Regions from separate parts of the Mus musculus genome. Here region 1 is linked to region 2. Evidence: chromatin contacts called from ENCODE Hi-C or POLR2A ChIA-PET data. All regions are on one chromosome and are shown on one strand. Each heading gives the region's core, a stretch centred on a gene start or an enhancer-like site at or near the end of the contact. The rest is flanking DNA. Distances are from core to core; before and after follow the strand shown. Region 1 holds the start of Mib2 (mindbomb E3 ubiquitin protein ligase 2). Region 2 holds the start of Cdk11b (cyclin-dependent kinase 11B).

Evidence for each region. A loop is a pair of places that touch in the nucleus more often than their neighbours do. ChIA-PET counts read pairs that join two places held with the same protein, here RNA polymerase II (POLR2A).
Region 1: a loop to region 2 is called in a map of gastrocnemius, with 2.4 times the contacts of the local background. The contact joins the promoter of Mib2 here to the promoter of Cdk11b in region 2. A Hi-C loop is called at or near these places in 7 of 37 maps with a recorded cell type or tissue (gastrocnemius, heart and left cerebral cortex). POLR2A ChIA-PET finds 5 or more read pairs at or near these places in 3 of 5 experiments (Patski and embryonic stem cell).

Annotation. Positions count from the first base shown.
Region 1 is chr4:155,666,528-155,672,979 of GRCm38, forward strand. It overlaps Mib2 (mindbomb E3 ubiquitin protein ligase 2), which reads right to left and starts at 2,692. Exons shown (of 20, transcript NM_001369164.1): 1 at 2,047-2,692; 2 at 487-642.
Region 2 is chr4:155,622,361-155,628,743 of GRCm38, forward strand. Cdk11b (cyclin-dependent kinase 11B) reads left to right here and starts at 2,494. Exons shown (of 20, transcript NM_007661.4): 1 at 2,494-2,581; 2 at 3,171-3,294; 3 at 4,414-4,529; 4 at 6,336-6,383. The coding sequence starts at 3,184. It overlaps Gm16023 (predicted gene 16023), which reads right to left and starts at 2,395. Exons shown (of 3, transcript NR_040441.1): 1 at 1,999-2,395. It overlaps Slc35e2 (solute carrier family 35, member E2), which reads left to right. Exons shown (of 9, transcript NM_177186.4): 9 at 1-980.

The DNA of each region.
Region 1 (6,452 bases), core at 1,442-3,941, 44 kb after region 2:
CAAATCCACATTAAATGTCACTAAACTTTGATATACACCATACTTTAGGATGCTGAAAAACACAAAGTGTTATGTGTACCCACCATCTCAGTAGGAAATACAACTACAGAGTTAACTGACTTTTTCCTTTGCCAGAAATACTGGATTTTGTCATCAGATGTCCATCAGATACTGCCATGTCCCTAGGCAGTATCCAAACACTCCTGGAGCTATTGCTATAGATATTTACAAGTATAGTGAGGTAGGCTAAAGGATGAGGATTTGCTTGACAAATGTGCCTCAGCAGAAGTAGAACTCACCTCAGTCCAGGCTATACGCCTTTAATTCCAGCATTCAGGAGGCAGAGGCAGGCAGACCTTTGTGAGTTCAAGGCTAGCTGGGTCTACAGAGCTAGTTCCAGGACAGCCAAGGCTATAAAAAGAAACCCTGTCTTGAAAATCTAGGAGAAACAAAAACCAGACAAATGAACAAACAACAAAAACTCACCTTAGGACACAAAGAAGCCTTTAGTCAACATCCCAGGCATTTAGTTGCTACTTCCTGGGCCACAAATTGGCTCAGCCACCAAAACTTCCTGTGAGAAACTAGCAGCCATTGCCAACACAGAATACAGCAAACCAAACAGGAAGTCAGGGAGCCAGGCTGGGGAAAGATCATTTTAGAGGCAGTTTTACACACAGTATTTACTACCAAAACTAGATAGTGACCATTCTGCCTGCTGTTGCTACCAGTGTTCCTTCCTTAAACAAACAAACTTTCTTCTTCTCTCTCTCTCTCTTTTTTTTTTAATGTGGCCTTCATTAGCCTGGATCTCACTATACAGACCAAATTCCTTTCAAGTGTTGGGATTAAAAGAATCTGTGGGGGTGCTGGTGAGATGGCTTAGTGGTTAAGAGCACCGACTGCTCTTCCGAAGGTCCTGAGTTCAAATCTCAGCAACCACATGGTGGCTCACAACCATCCATAACGAGATCTGACTCCCTCTTCTGGTGTGTCTGAAGACAGCTACAGTGTACTTACATATAATTAATAAATAAATCTTTGGGGGTAAAAAAAGCATTTGTGGGACACCATGCCAGGACATTTAATAGGTCAGAATTATCAGGACAATGTAGGGGGATGCTGCCCCTTATTATATGAATATTTTATTGGGAATCTCCAATCAGCCACAAAAATTAAGTCATGGGCTGGTGAGATGGCTCAGTGGGTAAGAGCACCCGACTGCTCTTCCGAAGGTTCAGAGTTCAAATCCCAGCAACCACATGGTGGCTCACAACCATCCATAACAAGATCTGACTCCCTCTTCTGGATTGTCTGAAGACAGCTACAGTGTACTTACATATAATAAATAAATGAATCTTTAAAAAAAAATTAAGTCATGTTATAGTATAAAAGTTAGCAGATTGCCTTTATTCAAATGAATAAAACTACATGACATAGAGAGGATTCAGGACTCGAGTATATCTCCCTATACCTCTGGTGGTGTCGGAGATACTGTTGAATTGAAAAATGTCTAACAAAACTGGTTCATCAGAGGCCCCTACTAGGCAGGTGGATGTCCTAGATGCTAGTAGAATCAAACAAGAATGTCAACTGAAGACACAGAGGCCAGGAAACCAGATCTACCCTGCACCAAGACATCTGCTGGGGGACATCATTAAGGTTCAGGGGTATCATGGCTACTAATCTCTGGGGAACTCTAGGTACACTGTAGCTTGGGGTTCACCACCCTGCCTAGGGCTGACCTTGGGTGGGATAATGACATTCAGATACTTGTTGCATCAGAAGCAACAGGCCACAGTGGAATATATAGCCAGGAGACATTCTATAAGCAGCCAATCTTGCTCTGTCCCCAAGCCCACTAGCTCCTTAAGAGCCTTCCTGGCATCTCTGCTTTTCTTATTGGTTCTGAACCCAAAGGAGGCAGAAAGGACGATTTCTCACTGCCCAGTCCACTCAAGCACATTTAAACAGAAACACAAACCCTGACACATCAGACGGCATCCTCAAGAGAAACAAACCAAACCCGAACTGTCAAGCGCTCACCTGTCTGGAGGTCCAGTGTCCCCCACCCGCCTTGAGAATCGGGCAGGAGCCCTGATGCTTGGAGACTTGGGACTGGCCTCCGCCGTGCTGACCTTCCTCTCTGAAAGCCCCAGGAGATCCAAACCTATGGCCAGGGGTGCTGAGACGCAGTTAACATCTGAGAAGGGACAGAGGCCGCTGGTCGCCTTAAAAAGCTCCCATGGGTCTGGTGGCTGGGACACGCTGCATCACCCCCACGCACCGAGAACGCGCAACGGGCACGAGCTGGGTCCAGGGGGAGAAGCACCAAAAGCCCGTCGCGCTGAAGGGCCGAGGTCAGCCAACAAAACCGCAGCCCCGTCAGGACGATCAGGACCCCTAGGCCCCGTGCCACCGCCCCCGTCGCTGGGAGGACGCCCGGCCCGGCCCCCCACTTGCCAAGAGTTTCCGCGCTCGTTCGGCCCAGGAATACCCGCCCCTGAGCAGCGCAGAGGCTGACAGTGGAGCCTCGGCTCGCCACCGAGACGCCAGCTGCAGCCCGCCGTCCTCCGCCCCCTAACAGTGTTTAGCAAGGCCGCCTCTCTTGCGCTAGCCCACCAGGGAGCCCCACCACGGCTCCCCGACTACAGTCGCGGGGCGCCGCACAGATTGCCGGGAGCTGTAGTTTGCAGAGCCAGCCCGGGGGCGGGACAGACGACTCCCAGGAGGCTCTGCGCGTGACGCACTATGCTTAGGGTCAGGGGGCGGGGCTTATAGCTACCAAGGCACCCCGAGCATGACGTACACGTCTGGTCTGGTAGCAAAGGGACCGACGGACGCGTTATGCATGGTCAGCGGGAGCTCTGTTTCTCTAAAGAAGAAACTGGAAATGCCTGCGTCTCGGCATTCTTGGAACAGAGAGGGAGCGTTGAAAGGGGATGGGCGCAAAGTCGCACCCGGAAGTGCGTGTGGGCGGAGCCAGCCCTGCACAGGTCTCCTGCGCAGTACTAGTTCCCAGGACGCTCTCTGTTGCCTTGGAGACAGAAGTTTCGGGTGACGTCTTGCCTGAAATGGGTGGGGTTTCCAGAGATGTAGCGAAAACGCATCCAAAGTAATTCTTTTGGCTTTTTTTTTTCTTTTTGAAATAAGGTTTCACTATGTAGCAACGTGTAGCAACATATTGCAACATAGCCTGGGCCTCACTATGTTGATCCTGCTGACCCCGAGCTCATGGAGCCCCACCTGCTTCTGCCTCGAGAGTGCTGGAAATTAAAGCATGCACTACCACACCCTGCACGACTTAATTTATTTTATAATCAGAGTTGCGCCCATCTTTTTTCTTTTGTTTTCCTATCCTCTATCTGGAGCGGGGTGGGAATCAACTCAGACCTACTGAGCAACCCCCTACCCAGCTACTGATTTTAGTCCTACAGGCATAAAGTTAACAAGCAGTCATCCTGGCCTTTGTGTTTATAAACAGTATACTGCCTTGATTTACATGTATTAGACAGTTCTATGAAGTTCCTCAGACCACAACAACATAGTTCTCCAGCAACTCTCCCCACAAGCTTTGCCCCCATGTGCAAGTTACCTCCATATGTATTGTAACTGTCCCCTCACCAGCTTGCTGTCTAGGTGTATTCCACTGCTGCACACTACCACATATGAACCCAGTCTATTCCGGCACAATCGTAATTGTTCTTTGTTCTTTTCTTTACATTTATTTATTTTTGTTGAGGGAGGGGACACCAGTGCCATAAGCTGTAACCTCCCCCAGCCTGAAACAAGCTGATCCAGACCTTGACCTTGAGGCCACTAGGGAGATTACCTGGGGTGGAGCCTTCCTGCCTAGATGGCTCTATTGTTCTGCCACCTGCCACTGCTCCTCCAAGACACTGCTACCTGCTGAGAGGCCGCTGAGATATACCTGAAGAACACCCTATCCTGCAAGTCGCCTACAGGCTGGCTCCAGACACCAGAAATGGACTGGCAGGGGATGGGCCTTCCCTGTTATGAGCACACTCTCTTAGTAAACTGGCGGGCCTTGAACAGAATCATGTCTTGGTCTCCATTAATTTCTCTCGAAGTCTAGTCTCTTTCAGCCCCAGCCTGCCTCCCAGGTGTAGGCCCAAGTGGGCCGCGGGCCGGTATACAACAATAACCTACATGTGCAGTCAGAGGCTCATGCAAGCGTCTTTGCCTGCTAAGTCATTTTACAGGCTATTTTTATTTTGAGACAGCATCTTACTTTTGCCCAGGTTGACCTCCAACACTGTAGCTCTGTAGTCCTACAATCTTAGCCTTTCAAGTGCTGGGGTTTAGGGACTAAGTCACCTCTTCTAGCTCCAGCCTAGAATGTGTTCCCAGGTTTCTAGTTTGTTTGAGTGGGTGGTTGGTTAGTAGATTAGTTGGTTTTTGTGATGGGGTCTCACTAAATGGCCCTGGCTAGCCTGAAATTCTCAGGTAGCCTAGGCTAGCCTAGAACTCACAAAGATTCGCCTGCCTTTGCTTGTTTAGTGGAGGATTAAAGGCAAGCACCACCGCCTTGGGCCTAACCAAATTGGTTCTATGATGTGCTAGGTGAAATAACATTGAGAAGATAGGAAATTATGAGCTTAAGATAGTGCAAGGACTTTTATTTTGGTGGGAAAGCCTGCTGAGGGAGGACTGTGGAAGAACTAGAGACTTGCATCTTCTTACAAGGTGGGATGATTATAGGGAAGAAAAGGGAGGTGTTGCAGGAAATATTAAAAAGTGCACCATCACACGCTTTCACTGGCTACTCTTGGGCTCCGGTGACCCCGATGCCTCTATGGCAGAGACCGCACATCTCCCAGTTTTCTTGACGTGGATTTTGCTCACATTCCCAGCCTGTAGTCAGTGGTTCAAAATCCCAGTAACTTGGTAAAATCAAAACTCTAAACCGGGCGTGGTGACACACGCCTTTAATCCCAGCACTTGGGAGGCAGAGGCAGGCGAATTTCTGAGTTCGAGGACAGCCTGGTCTACAGAGTGAGTTCCAGGTCAGCCAGGGCTACACAGAGAAACCCTGTCTTGAAAAAGAAAAACAAAAACAGAAAAAAACCTCTAGAGGCTTGTAATTTATAAGTCAGATATATATCAGTAAATTCTCACCCCATAAAATGCCCACACAATGAACTCAGAGCCAATTGATATTGATATAAAATGCCCAACTAGATAAGACAATGTATTATTCCATCCCTTCTATGATATTCATAGCACCTGTGGCCATTTAAAGCCACACGGAATCTGGATCATTTCTCTTCCTCCATCTTCCTTCCTTCTCCCTCCACCTGTCCCAGTCTCTGTCTCTGAAACTCTTAGCGCTGCTTCCCTTTCCCCTGTCCAATCATGGGCTTATTGTTGTATTAATATTTAAAATAATTGGGGGATACTTCTGCTACAGGGACAGGGAAAGAGGTTGAAACCTTCCCTTTTGGGCCCTGGCTGTTGCTAGGAGTAACCAAGGATGATTGATGATTAGTGAGTGAAAGAGTGTCAGGTGGCCAGGTGGTGGTGTTCACCCTTAATCCCAACACTTTGGAGTCAGAGGCAGTTGGATCTCTGAGTTCAAGTGCATCCTGGTCTACAGAGAGAGTTCCAGAGCAGCCAAGGCTACACAGAAGAGAGAGAGAGAGAGAGCAGGGATGGGAGGCAGTAGTAAGAAGTTAGAGTTCAAATCCCTGTAACCACATGGCGGCTCACAACCATCCGCAACAAGATCTGACTCCCTCTTCTGGTGTGTCTTTTTTTTTTTCTTTTTCTTTTTTTTTTTTTTTTTTTTGGAAACAGGGTTTCTCTGTGTAGCCTTGGCTGTCCTGAAACTCACTCTGTAGTCCAGGATGGTGTTGAACTCAGAAATTCACCTGCCTCTGCCTCCCAAGTGCTGGGATTAAAGGCAAGTAAATCTAAAAAAAAAAAATTATTAATTATATACAGTGTTCTGCATATATATCTGCATGTCAGAAGAGGGCACCAGATCTCATTATAGATGATTGTGAGCCAGAGTGTGGTTACTGGAAATTGAACTGAGGACCTCTGGAAGAGCAGTCAGTGCTCTGAACTCTCTAAGCCATCTCTCCAGCCTTAGGAAGAACTTTTTTTTTTAAGATTTATTTTATTAATATATGTAAGTACACTGTAGCTGTCTTCAGACACTCCAGAAGATCTTGTTACGGATGGTTGTGAGCCACCATGTGGTTGCTGGGATTTGAACTCTGGACCTTCGGAAGAGCAGTCGGGTGCTCTTACCCACTGAGCCATCTCACCAGCCCCGGGAAGAACTTTTTGAAAATGCATGTCCATAGCTAATATTAGGGATGGAACCCAGAGCTTTAACCCTGATAGGCAAGTGCTCTACCAAATGAGCCATACCTCTAGCCTGCTTTCTAGTATTTTTGTTGTTTTGTTTGTTTTTTGAGAAAGAC
Region 2 (6,383 bases), core at 1,244-3,743:
CCCGAGTGCTAGGATTAAAGGCGTGCGCCACCACCGCCCAGCAAGTGATGTCTTCTTAACATTGGAAAGGGGTAAAGAAAGATGTTAGTACAGATGGGAAACAATGCCGGCTCCTCCTGAGATTGCATTTACCTATGTAACCCATAGTGTCCTTGAACTCTAGATTCTTCTAAGTCATCGTTCTCAGGACTGAGATTACAAGTACGTGTCACCACTTCTGACTCCTGCCTTTGAACATCAATCTTTTGTTTTTTCTTAACACGTAAATATTGATCTCCCTGTGAGGCGGCCTCTTCATCTCTTCATTCTCCCACCCTTCGTTTATTATGCTAGGCATAGTACTCAGGGCTTCAGGAATGCTAGGCTGCTATTCTTTCTCTGAGACATGGCCTCCAGCCTGTTTTTCTTAGTTTATCAATGCCTTTGCTCTCCCCATGAATTAGAACAGGACATGCTGATTGTGGACAAATAGTATCCACCACAATTAGAGTGTAGTAGGTTTTAACTTCAGTGTCTCTGAAGTACGTTTTCCTGGGTACTCTGATCCTGACTTTGCCAGCTGCTGGACCCTTCCTAATATGTCCAAGTTTAGTTTGAATTAAATCAAGTTGGCTAGTTGTGTGTTTGTGGGGTTTTTGTTTGTTTTTACTTTTCATTTCTGGGACTCAAGCTGCATACTAAATTCATTTGTAATGTCTGGACTTAATAATAATGTAATTGTGAGTATGTTCGTTCAATGTTCGTTCAATGTTGGCACTTTGGAAAAGGCCACAGTTTAGGGTGGACAATTGTCTGCATCAAAGCCAAGTCATATTTGCTTTATACCAAACAATACTAGAGAATTAAAACACATCATAAAATGTACACTGTTTTGTATTTCACCTCTTTCAGTATTTAAATAATTATATTAATGCCTCCTAGAAAAGAATTCTGTTAGATAATTCAGTGATTCCTGAAATAAATTGGTATTGTGTAATTAATCCTGCAGTAGCCTCCTCATTCTTTTTATCCAAGCTGCCAATGGTTCTTGTATGAATATGAAAACATGTAACTATTTTGTTCGTTTGGTTTCCTTTTTTTTGATACAAGGTTTTTCTGTGTAACCCTGTGGACCAGGCCACCTTTAAACGGTACCTCTGTCTACAAAGTGATAAGATCGAAGATGTGAGCCACCACCACCTGGCTTGTATAACTCTGTTATGTATGCTACTGAAATCAGACTTAGTTTCCAAGTCACTGATAACTCTGGAGGCAAAGTAAGAGCTGGGATCACAAAGTGTTTCACTCCAATATCCCTCATTTTTTTCATACACTAGTTGTTATATTCTTTCACATCTTACCATTTCACAGTCATAACTAACAGTGGTTTCCTTTTCATTTTGTTTGTTTCTGACCCTAACTCAAGAAATTTAATCATATTGCTATTTTTTGTTTCACGATACAGAGCTGCTTTTGTAGCCTTGGCTGTCCTAGAACTAGCTCTGTAGACCAGGCTGGCCTCAAACTCACAAGAGGTCCGCCTGCTTCTGTCTCCCTAGTGCTGGCATTAAAGGTGTGCTCCACTGATGCATGGCATTGCTTTTTGTTTGTTTGTTTTTTTCCCCAATACCCACAGGATAACCTGACAAAAACAAGCAGCTGGAATTTTCCTTTCTGCTCTCTCTTCCATAAGCCCTGATAGGTTAATAGGTTTTTAGTGGAATCGTAAAAACCTTTAAGACCTTCAGGTGGTTTAAGTACACGTTTGAGAAGTGTCTAGACACTTCAGCATTTAGAATGAAAAGAAAACAAAAAGAATACAGAGATACAGGCCAGAAATAGAGGCTAGGTCTACGTACTAAACTCTATTTCAAAGCAAAACAATAACATAAAGACTCAACCACTATCGTAGGCCAAGCAGAAGAGGTTGTTTTAAGGAGGTTGGCTGAGGAAACTGGATTCGTTTCAATGTTTTCTTGTGCAGGGGACTTCCTCATCATAGGATGTTAACTAGCCTACCTGTGAATTCAGCTTCCTGGGTCCTGGGTAGGTCAGAAAGACAACTTGTTTTTCCATTGGATGGCACGACGCCACTTTGGAGGCGTCTATACGTCAGAGCAATTAGTCTGATGGGTAGAAACAAATGTCTGGCTGCGGAAGGTTGAGTGGCACAAGCAGCTTGTCACGAGTGCAAATGCTGCTCGGCCTGCAGACTACGCTACCGAGTGCCTGGAGGTAGCCCTGCCTGGCAGAGCGAAGGTGCAGCGGGAGGCACGGTTTCCGGTTTCCGCAGACGGCCGAGCGCATCGTCTCGAAACGTCATCTCTCGGAGACACCCCAGGACGTTACCAGACGCTACTTCGCTTTTATCCGCCCAGCCTCGCGTCGTTGGCAGGAGCCAACTCACGATGTAAGGACACTTCCGGTGCGCGCAAGGTACTGTGGGGCGGCCAAAAAAAGTCGAGCGCACACGCGGTTCGTCGTCGTCGTCGTACGTCATCATCACGCTTCCGCGGAGGAAGTGACGACAATCCTGGCGCGCGCCGGGCGCTGTTCCTTCCCAGACTCCAGGACCGGCTGCGGCGGCTGTAGCGGCGCAGGGGTGAGTAGCGGCGCGGGGGTTCGGAGCAGGGTTTACGGCGCCCCTGAAGAATCGCGGCTGGCGACACGCTGCTGCCGCGGAGCAGTCTCGCTCCACACGGAGCTGAGGGCGGTGGAGGCGGCAGGCCTGGCGGCCCCCGGAGCCGGCCCTTGCCTCAGGTTTGCGTGACTGAACCCTCAGAAGTGGGACCCCGCCCCGGAGTCCCGCGCTTGACAGTGCACCTTGATCTTACCTGTCACCCAGGCCTCCCCGCGTCCTGGAGCTTTCTCATACAACCTTTTGACACCTAAGGCAGAGTGTGTTGAGTGCGAGGCACTGAAATGACCTGGATGGTCTTTCATCCTAGAACAGTACCGTTACGTGGATGATGATGGTTGCGTTTTACGGAAAACACTGAGGTAAACTAAGTTACCCAAAACCTTACAGGAATGACAGAAACGACAGTGTATTCAGGCAGAATCCTTCCGACCTACCGGGACTTACTCTGAAACACTAACGATTAGACTTAAGTGTTCGGAAAAGACAGACCGACAGACCGACCGTAGCTTTCTGTGTCCCGAGGTTGCTTGAATTGTTTTTCTTTTTGCAGTGTTTTAACTCAAATGGGTGATGAAAAGGACTCTTGGAAAGTGAAAACGTTAGATGAAATTCTCCAGGAAAAGAAACGAAGGAAAGAACAAGAGGAGAAAGCAGAGATAAAACGCTTAAAAAATGTAAGCTATGTTTTTTAAGTAAGTGGTTTTCTTAAAGAAGATTTAATTTCTTTGCCCTCATTTTTCCATTAGAACAACGCTTCTTCGGTGAAGTTCTTTTGTACTTCCAAATGTCACAGGTGAGCCCAAAATCTATTCTAAAATTAACAAAAACATTCATATACTCAGTTGACGTTGAAGATAGATTAATAACACACTGAAGCTGTATCGAAATGAGAATATCTCGTTACAAAATAAAATATTCTGAACCTAGAATCATTACTGCCACCAGACTAATTTTTCTCATTTCATTATTAGTATATTCATAATACCATTTACCAAGCATTTTTAATAAAGTGGGAACTTTCCTTGCAATTAAAATGAGTGCTTTGTAATTACCTTGCTTTGGATGATGATATATTTAGAGTCCTTAGGTGACTGGATAAGAAACATTGATATAAGTGCTTCTTATTGTCAATATATGTATGATGTATTTCGTGTGTAAAAATCCAACTAAAGTCTTAGTTTTGGCTCAGAAAAACTAACGTTCATATAGTCTTATGACCCTTATCATGTACAATGTTTTAAATTTTCTGTTCTCAGGTTTCAGGTTACCAAAAAAAAAAAAAGTGATTTTAATTACATGAGTTTTGAACAAAATTAATATTTGAAGTTTCTATTCAAAAAATGTATATTTAGAGTTGGTTAGCAAACTTCAATTATCCTTAAAGATATTTAACCTGTACAACCTTTAATCCTAACACTCAAGAACTCAGGAGGCTGAGGCAGGCAGATCTATTGAGTTCAAAGCCAGCCAGTGCAATGTATATTTTATGTATATGTATAATTATATATATGTGCATTTGTATGTATGTGTGCATATATGTGTATATATGCATATATATATACACACATATACTTCCTATATATGTGTGTGTCTGTGCATATATATAGTGAGCTACGTATGGTGATGTACAGTGATGTACAGTGATGTAACCTCAGCATTTTGAAGACGGAGGCAGGTTTCTAGCTCAAAAACCGTCTTGAGCTACATAACAAGTTATTTTTCAAAGATAGACAAAGAAGAAAGGTGATTGATAAGGAAAATGACTCAATGCTTCATTTTCCTTTGCTTCTTAGTCTGATGACCGCGATTCCAAAAGGGATTCCCTTGAGGAGGGGGAGCTGAGAGATCACCGAATGGAGATCACAATCAGGAACTCACCATATAGAAGAGAGGATTCTATGGAAGACAGGTGAGAGAACTTAAGCTGTTGTCATATTTAGCCTGTAGCTCATGGGCCACATGGGCCCTAGGTTAGCTATGAATGCATCCCAATACAGAATTGTGAACTACTTAAAACATGCGTTTTGTTTTTGCAGTTTTATTGGTTGGTGGGTGGAGTTAGTGTTGGGGTGGGGGTGTACGTGGGTGTTACTTTATCCACAGGAATCAAAAGGTCCCCAAAGCTGGAGTAAAAGGTTGTTGTGAGATGCCCAGTATGGGTCCTGGGAACTGACCTTGGGTCTTTTTCAAGAACAACAAGTGTTCCTAACTATTTAGCCTTTTCTCTGGTCCCCTAGCCTGCCTTTTGTCGGTATTACTAGGGAAAGGTTTGAAGGCTTAGTGTTTAAGAGCACTTGTTGTTTTTATACCCTGTATTGCAAGTCTACAGGTTTGATTCCAGCAGCCAATGGTCATGGTGACTTACAACCATCTGTAAGTCCAATTCCAGAAAATCTGATTCGCCCTTTGACCTCCATGGGCACATGTAATATATATGCAGGAAAACATTCATACACATAAATGAATTTATTAAAAAGATAAATTTTTGTATGTTTGGGTTTTTTTTGTTTATTTGAGACAGTGTCTCTATATAGTCCTACCTGTCCTGGAGCTCACTATATAAATCCTTTATCTCAGAAACCCACTTGCCTCTGCCTCAAAAGTGCTGGGATTTAAAGGTGTGTGCCACCATGGCTGGCTATTTAAAGTTTGTATTTTGTCCTGACGTTTGTCTCACATGTGAGATGGCTTTTGTGTGGAGTCAGCTATTATGAAGTCCAAATAAGCATGTATTCCTTTCTTTGTAATATCTTCAATCAAACCAGCACCATTTAGTTAGTATATTTAAATCGCTATCCTGTATTGCAAGTCTACAGTTTTCAGAGTAACCCAAGGTTGAGTTTGGAGGGGCCACTGTCAGCAGCATCGATGTCTGATGGTCCTTTCACGGTGGTGAGGTCATTTGTTCTCTCCTCCCATCCTGTAAGACAACTGAGGGAAGTCCTTTTTTTTTTTTTAAAGGTTTATTTACTTATTATATGTAAGTACACTGTAGCTGTCTTCAGACACACCAGAAGAGGGAGTCAGATCTCGTTAGGGATGGTTGTAAGCCACCATGTGGTTGCTGGGATTTGAACTCAGGACCTTCGGAAGAGCAGTCGGGTGCTCTTACCTGCTGAGCCATCTCACCAACTCCGAGGGAAATCCTTCTAAGAAACTCAGAGTGTAAAGTCTTCCAGGGTCTTGTGTTAAAGAATTAGTTGAAGGTTCTGCTAAGTGACTTTTTTTTTTTTAAAGATTTATTTATTTATTATATGTAAGTACACTGTAGCTGTCTTCAGACACTCCAGAAGAGGGTGTCAGATCTTGTTGCGGATGGTTGTGAGCCACCATGTGGTTGCTGGGATTTGAACTCAGGGCCTTCGGAAGAGCAGTCGGGTGCTCTTACCCACTGAGCCATCTCACCAGCCCTAAGTGACCTTTTTTATTTGTTAAAGTTAATAAAATTACTGGACTTTAGCAGCCTTATCGAGGTATAAATAACTAAATGAATTGTATATGATGTGTGCTTTGACATATTTTACCTTGGCCATGAAACCATCACCACAATCAAGGAAATGGATAAATGAGCACGCCCCTCTCTGTAGAAAGGCGGCACATTCGTACTACAGGCCACACTGATTTCTCACAGTTCTTTGTGTTGGGAATGATGCTCTTGTCTGAGTAGATGCTGGCACTCTGCTCTTGCTCTCACGGTGCTGCTCATCTCTTTCAGAGGAGAGGAGGATGATTCTCTGGCCATCAAACCACCCCAGCAAATGTC